Regions from separate parts of the Mus musculus genome. Here region 2 is linked to region 1. The links are chromatin loops, found by intact Hi-C in ENCODE. Cell type or tissue: left cerebral cortex. All regions are shown on one strand.

Evidence for each region. Hi-C counts contacts between places; a loop is a spot of excess contacts. Peaks named below come from ENCODE experiments on the same cell type or tissue, not always from the same donor. Only the 100,000 strongest peaks of a DNase experiment are listed, where the experiment ranks them.
Region 2: it touches region 1 in a loop (2.3-fold over the local background); 7 of 42 quality-filtered maps call a loop at or near these places.

What each region holds. Positions count from the first base shown.
Region 1 is chr1:179,956,218-179,964,217 of GRCm38, reverse strand. Cdc42bpa (CDC42 binding protein kinase alpha) reads right to left here and starts at 3,458. Exons shown (of 37, transcript NM_001359541.1): 1 at 2,931-3,458. The coding sequence starts at 3,108. In left cerebral cortex, no CTCF peak of the experiment used is centred here; DNase peaks (open chromatin) are centred at 4,186, 4,329, 4,835, 5,258 and 5 more places; H3K4me3 peaks cover 4,639 bases; H3K27ac peaks cover 3,934 bases.
Region 2 is chr1:180,030,020-180,038,019 of GRCm38, reverse strand. Cdc42bpa (CDC42 binding protein kinase alpha) reads right to left here. Exons shown (of 37, transcript NM_001359541.1): 3 at 6,432-6,515; 4 at 1,096-1,191. Among named protein-coding and RNA genes, the nearest start is that of Cdc42bpa, 73 kb to the right of the region's middle. In left cerebral cortex, a CTCF peak has its summit at 3,925 (motif pointing left); a DNase peak (open chromatin) is centred at 361.

The DNA of each region.
Region 1 (8,000 bases):
ATTCATTGAAAATTTAAGGTGCAGTCAATTCATAATCTGAAAACCTAATCTAGATAGTCTTATACATTTTTTGCAATGGGAACATTATAGAACATTTCCCAAAATGTAGTGATAGACTAATAAATGAAGGAGGAATGACTCACTGCAATACTTAAATGAAAAGACACCATCATTCTTAATCTAAGATCCACAAAGAAAGACAGTAAACGAAACCACTTAGGATGCATCTCTGCAACACTTCCACTCCGAATTCTTATGAAGGGAAGAGCATGCCAGAGGCTTAAGAGCCTAAAGTACACAAAATAATTCCTTAAAAGTTCTAGTCTCTCTTCCCCAGGAAGAGCACACCGACTGGTTATCCAAACCCAAATGTTCAGCCCTGAAAACATAAATACAAGTAACATCATGCAGACTAAGCATGTATTTATGATTTTAGGAGTATATATGTATGTGTGTGTGTCTATGTATGTGTCTGTGTCTCTCCGTGTCTGTGTGTGTCTGTGTGTGTGTGTGTGTGTGTGTGTGTGTGTGTGTGTGTGTGAAAAACAAAGAAAACAGAAGCCATGAATTTGAAAGAGAGCTATAGAAGAGTTTGGATGGAAGAAAAGGAAGGGGAAATGATATAACTATTATAATCTAAAGAAGAAGAAGAAGGAGAAGGAGAAGAAGGAGAAGGGAAAGAGAAGGAAGAGGAGGGGGAGTTTTTTAACTTTTAAACTTCTCTCTTGGAGTTGAAGAGATGGTTTGGTAGCTTAGAGGGCAAATGGTTCTTCCAGAGGACCTGAGTTTGATTCCCAGCCCCCATGTCAGGCACCTTACAGCCGCCAGCATCCAGCTCCAAGGGGATCAGATGTCTGGGGCCTCCTCAGGAGTTTGCACTTACAACACATACCAGACCTTCACACATAGATAATTTAAAATAATAAAAATAAGCCTTTTAAAAGCACCAGTAATGGTTTATGAGACTGTAGAGTCTCATCATACCATATATCAGACAACTAAAAAGGTAAGACATGAAATTATTAATAAGAATAAAGATGATTTTGGACTGGGGATTGAACTGAATTCCCAGCACTATATAATCTGCACATGGTAATGCACAATACTGCCAGCACTGTAAAGATAGAGGGGGATGGGCCAAGGTTCAAGGCCAGTCTCAGTTACACAGAAACTTCAAGAGTGACATAAAACCCTCTCTCTGAAAAAATAAAAAAACATAGTGAATGTAGCCAAACACTTGATCTTTGTTTTACTTTTTAGTATAAGTAAATATGTATGTATGTGTTTGCAAAGTGTCTTCATAAACAGAGAAAAAAAATCCAAGAAAGGATGCTAAATGGAAGATACAGAGATTATTTTAATAAGATGGCAAAATACCCCATAGCATAAAACTACCACACATCAGGAAGCCATGAAAATGCATTTTCACTTATATAATACACTATTTTAAATTATATTTGCCACTGCTATGTACAAAGAGTTCTCCTACCGTTTTGCAAATGAAAAGGATATTAAATGACAATCATAATCACAGACTACAGTATCACTATGAAGCTGTAACTGAAGGACTCAAATTCCAACTCTAAAAGTACTGAAACCTTTTAAGTCTTCAAAAAAAGAAACACCACAGAATTCCTAAGTTTATGAAACACAGGGTGTAAGATTCCATATGCTTCATAAAATATTGTATCCTGCACATAAAAAGGCAGGTAAATGCAAAGTCAGTGCCAACATAAAAATTACCTACTCTCAAGCGAGAAGTTGCCTGACAACTGATTTAAGATTCCTTACATTCCCAGCACGCTGATGGCAAACTGCTTTGTGAAATCATCCCATGCACATTTGTACATTTTCTTTTAAACCCTGAAACATCGTGCTACTAGCAATCACTCATCTAATACTGGAAAACTGGAGAATTCAAATTGCTTCATGTTAGCATTCTTAAAGTGGGAGTTGACTTGAGAAACAAATTTTGAATGAATTTGAAAACAGAAACAACAACGGCCACTTAAATTTTTTACTTCAGAAAAATTAAGGTTTACTTGGGAATAAAGATCGTCGATATAAAAATCATTTAGCTAGCTAAAAGTATTTCAACAGCTCAAAATTCTAAATGGCCTAAATCCTTCCAGAGCTATGGTACCACTCTCTACCAGCCTGGGCAGTGATGGCCACTGCTGGATGTCAGACTTCCCTCACACGAGTGAGTGACATCAGAGGCTCCTGGAGTTCAGACAAGCCTTGAAGGTCACATGCAGAGTTTGCCCGCATCACTGATCTAGTCCACTACTATAGGTCACCTGGGTCACATCTAGCCAGTATAGACACAAATTCAATTTAGAATAAAATCTAAGGCAGGTGGAGCTGCCTCCAAACATCCTCCAACTACATCTTTTTACACACACACATACACATAATTTCTATTATTTCTCAGGAACCTAGTGATTTTTGGAAAGTCCATGTTTAGTACTTTCCTTTGCCAGTGCTATCCAGAGATGAGACTAAACCCCCTGATCACCACCTCCACATTCCTGTTGTCCTAAAATTAACACAGGGACTTCAGCATCTCCTCAAATCTCCTGTGATTTTCAAAGACTGGGAAGGAATGTTCCAACCAACAAATACCCTCCCACTGAACGGTTGTGACAACTGTGCTCAATAATCCAATTCTGCCAATCCCAGCCTTCCTTCTGAAGCTCCTGCTGCTGCCCGCCCCCCCCCCCCCCCAGACGCAGTGAGTTCACAAACAGCAAGGCCAAACAACCAGGCAACAACTAAGTGGCACCGCTTTGCCCTGGCAAACAGTTAAGAAAAACTAGGAGAGAGAAGTCTTGACTAATAGGCGTTTGTTCTGTTGTTAAGGCTATACACATCATTTTCACTATAGTTAATAATGCTCACGCCCAGCAACGCATTAGAAGAAAACTTACCCCATTCTAGATATTCAAGAATGTTCTTCTCTCTTCTCAATGGAGAATTATTGCATTCATCGTAAAGACAGATGAGGATGTCCAGTAGCGTCTCCACACTGAAGCACTGCCCATTGGTCTGAGCTGGCCCATCTAAAATAAACTGCTCCAACTGCCTCAAACGCACTTCTCCGGACATGTTTGCTTCGATTTCTGCTGGTTTTCTTTTAAATGCCCTTACGATGTCTACTGTTACTATCTGAACCTAAAAGTTTAAAGATGTGGTTTTTAAAAATAAACCACTTGTTATTTCAACAACTGTCATGCAATGCCGGTGCTGAATTAAACATCCAATACACCAGTCACCTCACTTAACGGAAGCGTCTCCAATTTCACCCATAAACATATATATCTTGAGGGTGAGTTTCCATAAAATATAGATTTAATATTTTAAGAGAATAATACAATTAAATTGTACATTTAAATAAAATAATAATTAAAAGTACAACGAACTAAAGAGTCAACACTCCTTAAAAAAAAAAAAAAAAACTCCTTCATTCAAAATTCAATTCGTGCAACATAATCCTGAAACGAATCCAGTTGCATCATTAATGAATAAAGTCCCCTTGGCATCAGCAATTCACTTCCCGGGAAGAAGAAAAATTGAAAAAGGAGGAGGGGGCAACGTATGGAGGGGGAGGGAAAGCCAAAAATTCTGCAAATGCTCCCAACCTCCACTCGGATAGCGCCTGGGCGAGTCCTCCGCGGCAAAGGGAGGGCAGCTGCCGGAGCAGTTCTCCCGGCTCGGCTCGGAGCACGCCGAGCCTCCGCTCCGAGCTCTTTCTTCCTAGGGCTTTGCAGCGAGTCTTGCTTCCAGCGGACTGCGGCGAGGACGCGTCATCTTCCTCCCGGCTTCTCCCGGGGCCTGGCCGGCGGCGCAGCCGGGATGAGGCGGGCTGCGGGCGGCTCTCGCGCCGGGCTCCGGGGGCGGCGGCTACTTGGCCGCGCGAGCCCGCTCCATGCCGGAGGCCGCTGGCGGGCCGCGCCGTGCCGCCGGGCGCAGCGCCCGGGCTCCCGCTCGCGCCCTGCGGCCGCCGCCGCCGCCGCCCCTCGGCGAGGGGCTGCGCTGACGAATTCAGAGGACGCGGGCGGCAGCCGCGGTTCGGGCGGCGACTCGAGTCCCTTCTTCCCAGCCTTGGGCTGAGGGCATCTTTCCCGACGGACGCAGGCGGCTGAGGCGCGGGAGGAGGGGGCGCTGCCGCCGCTGAGGAGACCTGAGGCTGCCGCAGCCCGGCTCCCAACCACTCCCTTCCTCCTCTGCCCGCCTCCCCCGCCCGCCCTCCCGCCCGCGCCGCTCGCGCCCGCGCCGCCCGCGCCCGCGCCCTAGGCTCCCCGAGGCCGCTCCCGGCGCCGCGGCGCGCAGGCGGAGGCTCGCGGACCGTCCGGATCCAAAATGGCGGCGCGCCCCGCCCCCCGACCCCGCTGGAAGCGGCGCGCTGCGGCCCAGCCGAGCCCGAGCCCCGGGGGAGGGGGATCGCCTCGGCCCGCGGCGCTGCGGCTGCCGCAGCCAGGGAAGCGGGGTCCCCCGGGGCGACTCGGGTGTGGAACGGGTTGGCTCGGTGAGGCACGGGCTGGGAACTGCGCCACGGTGCCTCGCCGCCGCCCGGGGTCCCCGCGGTGACCACCCCCCAGCCGGCCTTCTTCCTCCACTTCTGCGGAGATGCCGTCGGTCCCGCAAGGGTACCCTCGGCTTCCAACCGCTCTAAGACAAGACAGCCGCTCCAGACGCTGTTTACCTGCCCACCCTGCCCCCATTCGGCTTTCCCACGCCCCAGACTCCTAATTTCCGGTGTTCCTAATCCACAGCGTTTGTGTCACTCCCCCAGGATGGAAAAATAATAAGAGACTGGTCTGCTTCACCATCCCTGTCGTGCATGCGGGATCTCAAAGGAGAGGGATTCCCGTTTCTGTTTCCCAAAGTTTCCCCCAATGTGAAGCCTGGCATGTTTTCCTCCAGAAATATCCTAGATCATGCCTGTTATTCTTCACCCAAGGTGACAAGCTCCCCTGGGGATTCAGCTCCCGCAATCAACATAGTTCGTCACTGTCACCAAACCTACAACTCTCTGTCAGCACACTTTTCAGGTATGGGGACAGCCACTCTGCGGCCCGGTAGCAATGCAGCAAAAAGCAAGTCACTGAAGAGCCAAGGCACCTGCTGCTGGTGGGGCCCTTTCAGGGTTTTGTGGTCTTAGATTTTGAGAGAGTTCCCTCCATAATGCTCATGGAAGGTTCTACTTTTGATACAGCTAAACCGGAATATTGCGTTTCTGTTATCGCCCCCACCCCCAAGTGAGCGCCTCCTCCAAAACGTGGTTATTTTATATGCCTTCCCTACACCCGTTTTCCGTGGCAACGCATGCAATGAATCATTCTTACATCTCAGTAATGCAAAAACAGGGAGAACCAGAAACGAAGGCCTAGATAAGTCAGAAAATGACGGCTCAGGTTAAAGTTGCTGTGATTCGCAGAATATAGTGAATCTTTTCTGAAATGTATACTTTCCGAGTCTCTTCTTGCTGGCATAAGTAAGGTCTGCATTATTTTCAATGTGTTCTTGACATGTGAGTGATACTTGATAGGTTCAGACAAAAGGTTAATCATTTCCAGCCATGAAATCTTTGAGTGTGCCTGTTCCTTAATTGTACTAGTAACAAAATTATAGACGTGAAATGTGATCCTAAACTAAATAATATCATTTGACATTAGTTACTGTTGTTATTTCATTGCCATTGGTGTCTTTTTTCCCTACCATTTTAACAAAGACGTTGCATGGGAAGGGATAGTTTTATATCGTCTGTAATCATCTATGTAGGTCAAGAAATGTTCTTCAGCCTCACCAAGTTTTTAAAATGAAGTCAACACATTTTTTAACAAGTTCATTTACTCAGGAGAGTAAGTCATAAAAATGTTTTTAAAAGTTTTTTAAAAGAGCACACAGAGACCAGATGGTTCAGCAAGAAAAACCCCTGCTGCCAAGCCAGACAGCCCGAGTTCCATCCCTAGGCCCAACATGATAGAAGTAGAGAAATCAATTCTCATGCCTTGCCCTCTGATCGCCACAATCACGCAGGGATATGTGCATGCACGTATAAAAGAGGTAAAATGAATTTTTTTAAACAATTAGAAATCAGTTGTCGAGGAAGGTGAACCCTGTCGGTTCTCTTTAAATGTCTAACTAGTAATAGAAATATACGAATTGATTGCAGGTGCTATTTTTTTCCCAGGGCTTGGAAAAGAATTCAGGGTGGCAAACAGGCTGTGCCCACTGAACCGCACCCCAGTCTTAAACACAATTTTTAACAAAAGACTCAAGCTGCCTGTCCTTCTACCTATTCTAATTAGCCCTTGGGTACCACCCACAGACCAGGGTATTGAAACTTATTAAATAACCCTTTCCAAATTATTTAGAGAGGAGAGGAGAGAATTTATTTTGTTTTTTTTTTAAAGCACAAAGAGAAGGAAGAAGGTTGAACCCAATCAATTTTGCTTGAATAATTCAAGCTTAGAGACTTAATAATTAACTGAACACTAAACACATTGTGCGGGTGTTATTTTAAATGTTCTAGTTGAAGTGTGAACGTGCTTGTTAATGAAACTGAGCTTAAGCCAAAGAAAGGGGCAGGCCCAGTGGTGGTACATCCCCTGAAGTGCTACCTCAAAACCCAGGCTGTCTGGCACAGGGTGCTCTTAAGGCAAAGAGCCTGGGGAAGGTCTTTGTGAGACTCGGTCTAAGAATCAGAGGTTTAATGTATTGCACAGCAAACACCCAGTGTGGTTGAAATAATCAGAGTTTTGTGAAGATGTTGACAATGAACCCCTATCTTTCAGGAAAAATAAAAATAAAGAAGGAAGACGAGAAGGTATAATGGTAGGTTGAGAAAGGACATGTGTGGTTAAACAGCCCACAGTGTGTAAGCTTTCCAATCCACTCTCCAACTCAGGGCTAAGAATAGAAGAAGCCGTGTACCAATTAATATTTATAACAACCAGCCCTATGCTTAACTTGGTACCTCTTACTCAAGAATAAGCATAGTTACAACAATGGCAAACAGGACCTGAGGAGATAGCTCTGTAGAGAAGGTTCTTGCCATGCAAGCGGGAGGACCTGTATTCATTTCCTCTAGAAAGCACATAAGAAGTTAAGCACAAACATGAGCACTTGGAACCTCTGCACAAGGGACACAAAGTCAGACAGACCCCTGGAGCTCACTAGTTTGCCAGATTAGCCTACTGGGCAAGTCCCATATCAATGCATTCACAACCTCACACAAATGTACACCTACAAACATTATTAATTAATTAATAACAGAGTAAAAAACATAGTAGGACTTACTGTGATTCATACAGAGTTCAGGACTTACTATGATTCGTACAGAGTTCATGCATAGCAGGACTTACTCTAAAGTCAGACCTCCTTATTTGAAGGTTTTATGTCTGCAGTGTCAGCCAACCACAGATGGAAAATAGACTTACACTATATGCACTTTTTTTGAATCAACATTCCATAAGCAACTCAGTATAATAAGTAATTGCACTGCATTTATATTATACTAGGTATTTAAAATAATCTTGAAACATTGGAAAATATATAAAAGGACATGTGAAACTTATTTACAAATACTATGTGGGGGACTTGAACAACCTTGAATCGTGCTGAGGTTGGGAGCTGGGGTGAAGAGAGGTCCTAGAACCAATCTCCAGCAAATACCAACAAGTAACCATAGTGCCCAACCCTCTGCACCTCTTCAGACCCACAAGCCTAGGTCTAGACCTGTACCCATGAACCTTCTCTGTGCTTGAGCCATCTACTCTGGATAAGTGTGGCCAGCACCCGTCCTCTAAGAAACAAGTCTTTATAGCAAAGGGAGACCATTACAAAAAACCACAACTGAACACAATGCTAAGATTACTGGATTGTGGAGAGCCCAGCCTACAGATACATCAGAGCCCCCTTATGGCTCAGGGAACACGGAGGAGGAGGAAGAAGATGGAAAGATTGTAAGAGCCAAAACACCAGTAAGTCTCCCA
Region 2 (8,000 bases), 74 kb before region 1:
CATATATATTTAAAACAAAATGTAGATTTTAAGCAATGCATAAATTCAGTGATAAATCTATCTCCAAAAGAATATACGGACAGAATTTTAGCCTTTATTACTTTCCACGTAGAACATCATTTCATTCACTCTGACACTGAACAATAAATACATGCAAAGCTTTACCCTGTCATTTATAAAACAATTCTGACTACAAAGCACACACTACATATGATGCATGATGGTAACAGAGCTGCCTTTGAGTAATTTCTGCTCCTGCAATTAACCCAAATAAAACTCACTGGCTCACCAAGTTGGGCTTTGATGGTATTAGTGCTGTAGTGTGCCATCTGCTCCCCATCTAAAGTGAGCAGAAGCGTACACACATCTCCCAGGACTCCAGAACCGCCCCCTCTGCGTTCTAATCTAGTTGTCAAGTCTGGTACATAGCAGCATCTAAGACATTAATATACTCCTAAAAGATATAAACCTAGAGATAAAAGTGGATCAAAAACAGAAAAACTTTGAATAGCAGGCAAAGGAGTTACATGCTCAACTGGAACAAACTCAACTTGTTTCTCCTTTGACTTTTACTTCCTCATTTCTGGTGTCTCTATTCAAGTGGTACAGATTCTAATATTCTGAATTTTCTCTAAGCTTTTTTCCCCCCAAGCTTTTATGAAGTGGTCCACGATGTCAATATATATGGGCTCATACAGCACACGGTCACTTTGAAAAGTGTGTAAACTTTTAAAAATCAGAACACTACTAATAAAATACATTGGGAGAGTCATAAAGAGAAAAACTCTCAAACTCATTCCTATAGAATTTAATGGAAGAAAATTAAAACAGACTGGATTTCGTTTGGGATTTCTTATTTAAAGGTATAAGCAGATTCAATAAAACAGCATCAAATTTCTCAGACAAAAAATTCTCATACCAAGGGGTTACATGCTCAAGTGTGCTAAGTACCAATACCAAGTGTATTACTGATGCTCTGTGAAGTGCAGTGATTTTTCTATTTTAAATAACATCTACATTTAAGAAATACCTTCAAGTATAATGCTAAAGTTGGCCAACAAGAGGCTACAAATATAAAAACATACGACTACTTACTAAGTTATTGTCATCCTGGAAAGCATAGTGCAGAGTGGTTATCCACTTACTGTCTCCATTTACCAACACATCCCTCTCTTCACGAAAGCACGCTGTCTGCAAGGGAAAGACAATATTGTAAAGAATACTTTACACAAACCTAGACTAAACACTATTGTAAACAATTGCTCAAAATATGTATCACAGCCTTAAAAGTGTAATATTTTTTAGAATTGCTATAGTCCAAAACAGAAAAATTCACAAAATTATTTAACTTAACCACAGACCAACCTGTTAGTCAGATGATATAAATGTCCAATTTTGCCATATCTACTTCGCCATTGTTAAAGACATAAAAAGGATGGCCACAGTAAGTGCGTCTGAGCTTTGAATTGTGCGCTCCAGTACTCAGGACTCAACTCAGAGCTGTTCATGGGTACAATCCTCGTACCCAGGAGCCGTTCTCAGCTCTCACAGTTGGTAATGGTTGCCCATTAGGAAAGTTAAGTTCCCATGACACAAGAAACCAAATAACACACAGTTATCCCTAGCATGCTCATGTACACACACAAGACTAATTTGGGTAAGCAGAATTGTCAAAGCCAGGAATTAAGTGGCAACATCAGAGAAAGCACTAAAAAAGTAAATCTAAACCATCTGACGTGGTGAGTTAAACTGTCAATCAAGTTACTAAGTCTATGACATTATTCTTAGTTCACTTTAGAAGAAAATAGAATCATGTTACCTACTTTCTACTAAGTCCTGCTATAAAGCTCAGCTGAAATCAGTGTATGGTTCTTAATATTTTAGAAAGCTGACAAAACCCAAGAAACCCCTCTCCTGGCTTTATCTTAGATGACAGTGACCTGAGATTTTAACAACAATCCAGCTGGAATCTAGTAAGCAATCACGCTTCACTTGATTGACAATTCCAAACTAAACAAAACTCTGAAGACATTAGCCAAAACAACAAAGTAAACTGTAAATTCTAATTTATCCTAAATTACTCAGTAAAAAAGAAAGTTTTAAAAGATAATTTATAATAAATTATGACATAAGATTTCAAACATACAGAAGTAGAGAGAGTGACATAATTCCTTCTCCCAACATCCTGTCACTCAATTTCAACAACTATTTTATTATCTAATCTTCTTGGTTATGCTTCACACACTCCCCGCCATCCTCAGTTTCACTGATGCACAAACATATACACACATACTCTATAGAGATAGTCTCAGGCATTATGTAAATTTTAAACTATTAAGCTGTTCTTTTTGAAACATGGGTATTAGGTAGCTATAAGGCACGTTCCAGATATTTATTTGATGTACATGTAAATTGTCCTCAGCTGTTTATGTCAGCTGGGAAAGATACTACTGGTATCTAGTAGAAGAAGGCAGGATAATCCCCCCATACAATACATAGAACAGCTTCCACAAGAAATAACCAAGTATCAACAGTGGCCCTGCTAAGAAAATCTGTTCTTGATCAGTATTAAACCATGATAAATGGACACTCTGGTGGTGTGAAGGTGCTACGAAAGGATGGACCATCTAGTGATTGCCATATGCAGGGATCCATCCCATAATCAGCTTCCAAATGCTGACACCATTGCATACACTAGCAAGATTTCGCTGAAAGGACCCAGATACAGCTCTCTCTTGTGAGACTATGCCGGGGCCTAGCAAACACAGAAGTGGATGATCACAGTCAGCTATTAGATGGGTCACACGGCCCCTAATGGAGGAGCTAGAGAAATTACCCAAGGAGCTATAGGGAACTGCAACCCTATAGGTGGAACAACATTATGAACTAACCAGTACCCGGGAGCTCTTGTCTTTAGCTGCATATGTATCAAAAGATGGCCTAGTCGGCCATCACTGGAAAGAGAGGCCCATTGGACTTGCAAACTTTATATGCCCCAGTACAGGGGAACGCCAGGGTCAAAAAGGGGGAGTGGGTGGGTAGGGGATTGGGGGGGTGGGTATGGGGAACCTTTGGGATAGCATTGAAAATGTAAACGAGGAAAATACCTAATTTAAAAAAAAAGAAATTCAATCATATTTTCTGAATGAAAAAATTTGTATCTAAAGAAAATGGGTTTTTTGATTTTCTGGGTTTGGGAGGCAGTGGGGGTTGCTGTTTGTTGTTATTGTTATCTTTACATTATCTCCATGATTTGGGTCTCTAAAAACACAATGAACAAAAAAGGTGGTGACCTACAATCACAGTGCTTAAAAAGTGAAAGCAAGATGAAGAGCTTAAGGCCATCCTTGGCTAGCCAGAAAGCATGGTACGTCTCAGCAATATAACAAAAGGATTACTAGCTCTGCAAAGCTAGCTTAAACTTAGTTTCTCACTTTCCCAACTAACCTGGCCTCATAGATTCTCAGAGAACCACATGGGAGTCTGCATGGGCCTGACCTAGGCCCTCTGCACACATGTTACAGTTGTGTAGCCTGGTCTTCTTGTGGGACTCCAAACAGTGGCAGCAGGGGCTGTCTCTGACTCTTTTGCCTGCCTTTTGGACCCTTGTCCAGCCTTAATAGGAGGGGAGGTGTCTAATCTAACTATAATTTGATATGGCATGTTTGGTTGCTATCCATGCTCTTTTCTGAAGAAAAACCAGGAGTGGATTTTGGGGGGTGAGGAGGGGCTGGGAGGAGAGAAAGAAATGGAAACTGTGATCAGGATGTTAATATATGAAAGAAGAATTAAAAGTTAAAACAAGGGCTGGAGAGATGGCTCAGCGGTTAAGAGCACTGACTGCTCTTCCAAAGGTCCTGATTCAAATCCCAGCAACCACATGGTGGCTCACAACCATCTGTAAGGAGATTGGATGCCCTCTTCTGGTGTGACTGAAGACAGCTACAGTATACTTACATATAATAAATAAATTTTTTTGAAAAAACTTAAAACAAAAAGAAATCCTACGTTGAAACAGAAGTTAAATGAGGTCCATTCATAAATGATAATTCTGCAAAGTTGTCATAGGACTCTCAAGAACTTCCATAAAATACATTCATCAAATTTCCAATCATATACAGCCTATCAAAACTGCATGCATAGTGCCCTCAAGATAGCTCAGCCAGTAAAAAGTACTTGCCATTCAAGTCTGATGACCTGAGTCTAGTCCCTAGATTTCATGAAGGAAAGATAAAATAACCTCCTGAAAGTTATCCTCTGACTTTCATACACAGAACCATGGCAGGTACATGGCTATCCTGATACAAACATATTATGCGCATGCACACTCACATCATCATCATCATCATCATAAATTATAATAATGATAATAAGAGACAAAATCATTACTCAAAAATATAAAGTATACTAATGATTACACCTAGTCTAGCTTCTCATTTCTTGAAAATAAAGGCTTTTCTCATTCACAAAATACTGTTACAGAGAAATCTTTTCATATAATAAGAGAATATTTAACATCTAACTTTTTCACTGTGAAAACTAAATGGAATTTCAAATTTTAAAAAAATCTTAAAATTTCCATTTTTTATAGCACAGCATCATCATTGTTTTTTTGTTTGTTTGTGACAAATTCTCCTTGTGGCCCAGGCAAACCTTGAATTTGCTATAAAACTTAGGACAAACTGAAATTCTTAATCTTTCTTCCTCTACCTCCTAAATGGGTCCTAGATGGACCCAGTAACTTTTGAATTAACTTTCAAGTGTATAGTTTAACATATATTTGATAGCCACATACATCAAACAAAGAACCCAAAAACATGAGATACATTAATTTTTAAGAAGTCAGTAACAAAGCTTTAATATAACAAAAATATCATATGATAATGCCTGGTAATTGGCAAGTGTGCTGAAAAACACATAGCTACATACTCTAAATAATTAAAACATTTATTTAAGCAATACCTTCTAACATTTAAATATATTCCCCACCCTAAGAACAGGGTTTCCACTAAAGTAACTTTAACTTGGAAGGTGTTAAAGTTGTACCATGCAAACAACCTACAAAATCCTTTCCTGGAAAAATTATCTTAAGATCATTTCTTTATTATTATTATTATTATTATTATTATTATTATTATATACTTTCTTCATTTACATTTCAAATGCTATCCCTTTCCCAGTTTCCTCTCCGACAGTCCCCTGTACCTCCCCGCCCCCCACCCTGTTCCCCAACCCACCTACTTCTGCTTCCTGGCCCTGACATTCCCCTCCACTGGGGCATATGATCTTCACAAGACCAAGGGCCTCTCCTCCCATTGATGGCCAATTAGGCCATGCTCTGCTACATATGCAGCTAGGGACACAAGCTCTGGGGGTACTGGTTAGTTCATAATGTTGTTGCACCTATAGGGTTGCAGACCCCTTCAGCTCCTTGGGTGCTTTCTCTAGCTCCTCCATTGGGGGCCCTGTGTTCCTTCCAATAGATGACTGTGAGCATCCACTTCTGTATTTGCCAGGCACTGGCATAGCCTCGTACGAGACAGCTGTATCAGGGTCCTCTCAGTAAAATCTTGTTGGCATATGCAATAATAGTGTCTGGCTTTGTAAGGAATGGATCTGGAGGATATCATATTGAGTAAGGTAACCCAATCACAAAAGAACACACATGTTATGCACTCACTGATAAGCACAGAAACTTAGACTACCTAAGATACAGTTTGCAGAACACATGGAACTCAAGATGGAAGTGCAAAGTGTGGAGACTTCCTTCCTCCTTAGAATGGGAAACAAATACCCATGGAGGCAGTTACAGAGACAAAGTTCCGGGCTGAGACAGAAGGAAGGACCATCCAGAGACTGCCCCACCCTGGGATCCATCCCATAAACAACCACTAAGATCATTTCAACCTCCCTCTACAGACTGGAGATCTCAGGGCAGCCACCGCAAGATCTGTGATTAAGAGCGCTTCATACTTCCTCTACCTTTATATCTTTTTACATGTTGATTGCCTGTGTGAGGAAGTGTGCACACATGTGTGCATGCACATGTATGCTAAGATGCCACAGTGCACACCTGTGGAGGACAGAGGACAACTTTCTGTTGTCTGCTCTCTTTCCACTGTAGGTTCTTCAGATCAAACTTATCTCACAGCCTCCTTACACTGACTGCATTCTGGTGACATGGGTTGGGCTGATACTCTTTCTTCTTTCATTTTGAAATTTCTTTTTCACAAACACACAAAGTTAATTTTGATAAAAATCTTAAATGCACTAATAATTTGAGTCCACCTTGCTACATATTCAGACTATACATAAGCTCACAAAAGTACTCAAAAATTCATGTACAAAGATTTTTACTACCAACATATTAACTTATCTATATGAAAAACAACCTAAGTGCCATCAATTGTTGCAAAACAGAAAAGACTTACCTCAGCTCTTTTCAGCATTTCCCACTTGTTCAGAATTTTCATGGCGAATACTTTATCTGCATTTTTTAGTTTAACTACAGCAACCTAGAAAAGATAATGGAAATACAACTTTTAAAATATGGCAAAAAGCTTACGTTTTCCATTTTCCATTTTCCTCTCTGTAAGAAAAAAATAAATACCAATTATCAATTATTTTAATGCTGCTCAATTCTAAGATCCTAAATTAAATAATGTCAAATTTAAAAGTTACATTAGTGAATTATGCCAAGCAAATGATTTTATTTGTCAACAGTGTCTACTGTTTATTATACATTATATCTTCCTTCCCAAGTTTTCTACACAGGAATTTAAACTCAGCATCTATTACTGAGAAACTAACCAAGATACACAATATGCAAGCAGCTGGTCTTATGAGATAGTGATGCCAGATCCACAGGGGTCACAGAGAATGCAGCTACCAGAGGTTCTGGGGGATCAAGCAATACAAAATGAACTGAAAACGAGAAAGCTCTTTAGTCCAGCTCTTGCCGACTACACATATATTCCAGTTCGTTCATAACTCCCTCCTCCAATTCCCAAAGAGCAACTAAGACCAACAGTTCTATAAACTGCGGACTGAACGTGTCCTTTCCAACAATAAAAAGGTAGCACAGCCTAGTTTTATCCGGTTACAGACAAAGAAACTGCCAAGTAAAAATAAGACCATTTTCACTGTTAACAAACTGATTACACGTCTGTTTCCAACACTGTTTCCGTTTAACTAGATAATCTCCTAAGGCCCTTCCAGCTTGTCAGGTTTGTTATAGGGCTGAAACTAAACTACAGAAAGGAAAGCAAATATTCATGGACAGCATTTCCAGTAACTGAGAGGCACCACTGGAGAAAGCAAATACTATCTGCCATAGTTTAGATACTGGGTGCCCCTTAAATGTCCATACAGTGGTAAAGGTTTAGAACCCAATATAGCGCTTTATTATATATAGCTTAATAATAGTTAGGTACCTTTAAGTTGTTAGGGTTATGGACTAGAAACTGACTTAATTATTTCCTCCCTCTCTTTCTTCCTATCAGGCTCCACTCAAGAGATGGACAGTTTTATTTTGCCATACTCTCCCAGAACAATATGCTGCCTCACCATAGGCCCAAAAGCAGACAGCTAATTGATTACACACTGAACTCTCCAAAACCATAAGTATAAATATATCTTTTATCCACCAAGAATCAATTGTTGTCTCCAAGGCTTACTGCTGAACAAGCTCACTCTTTCTAGTTCTTTCTGAACTCTGGCTGGCTGTTTGAGCTCAGTTGTTCAGGCTCAAACTCCTCTCCAAAATGACTGATTCAATCTGGCTTCTCACTAAATGCTTTGCCTCTGGCTGCATGAACCAACTCTTTCTCTGGTTCGTCACTTTTTCTGCCCTTCAGTTAGGCTTCACTTTCAACTATGGCTGCTTAGAAGGAAGCAAACTAACTTTGAGATTAAAAGGTGTGTCTGAATCCCAGCCAGATCGCATGGTGATCCAGGGTGTGTCTGCATCCCAGCCAGATCGCATGGTGATCCAGGGTGTG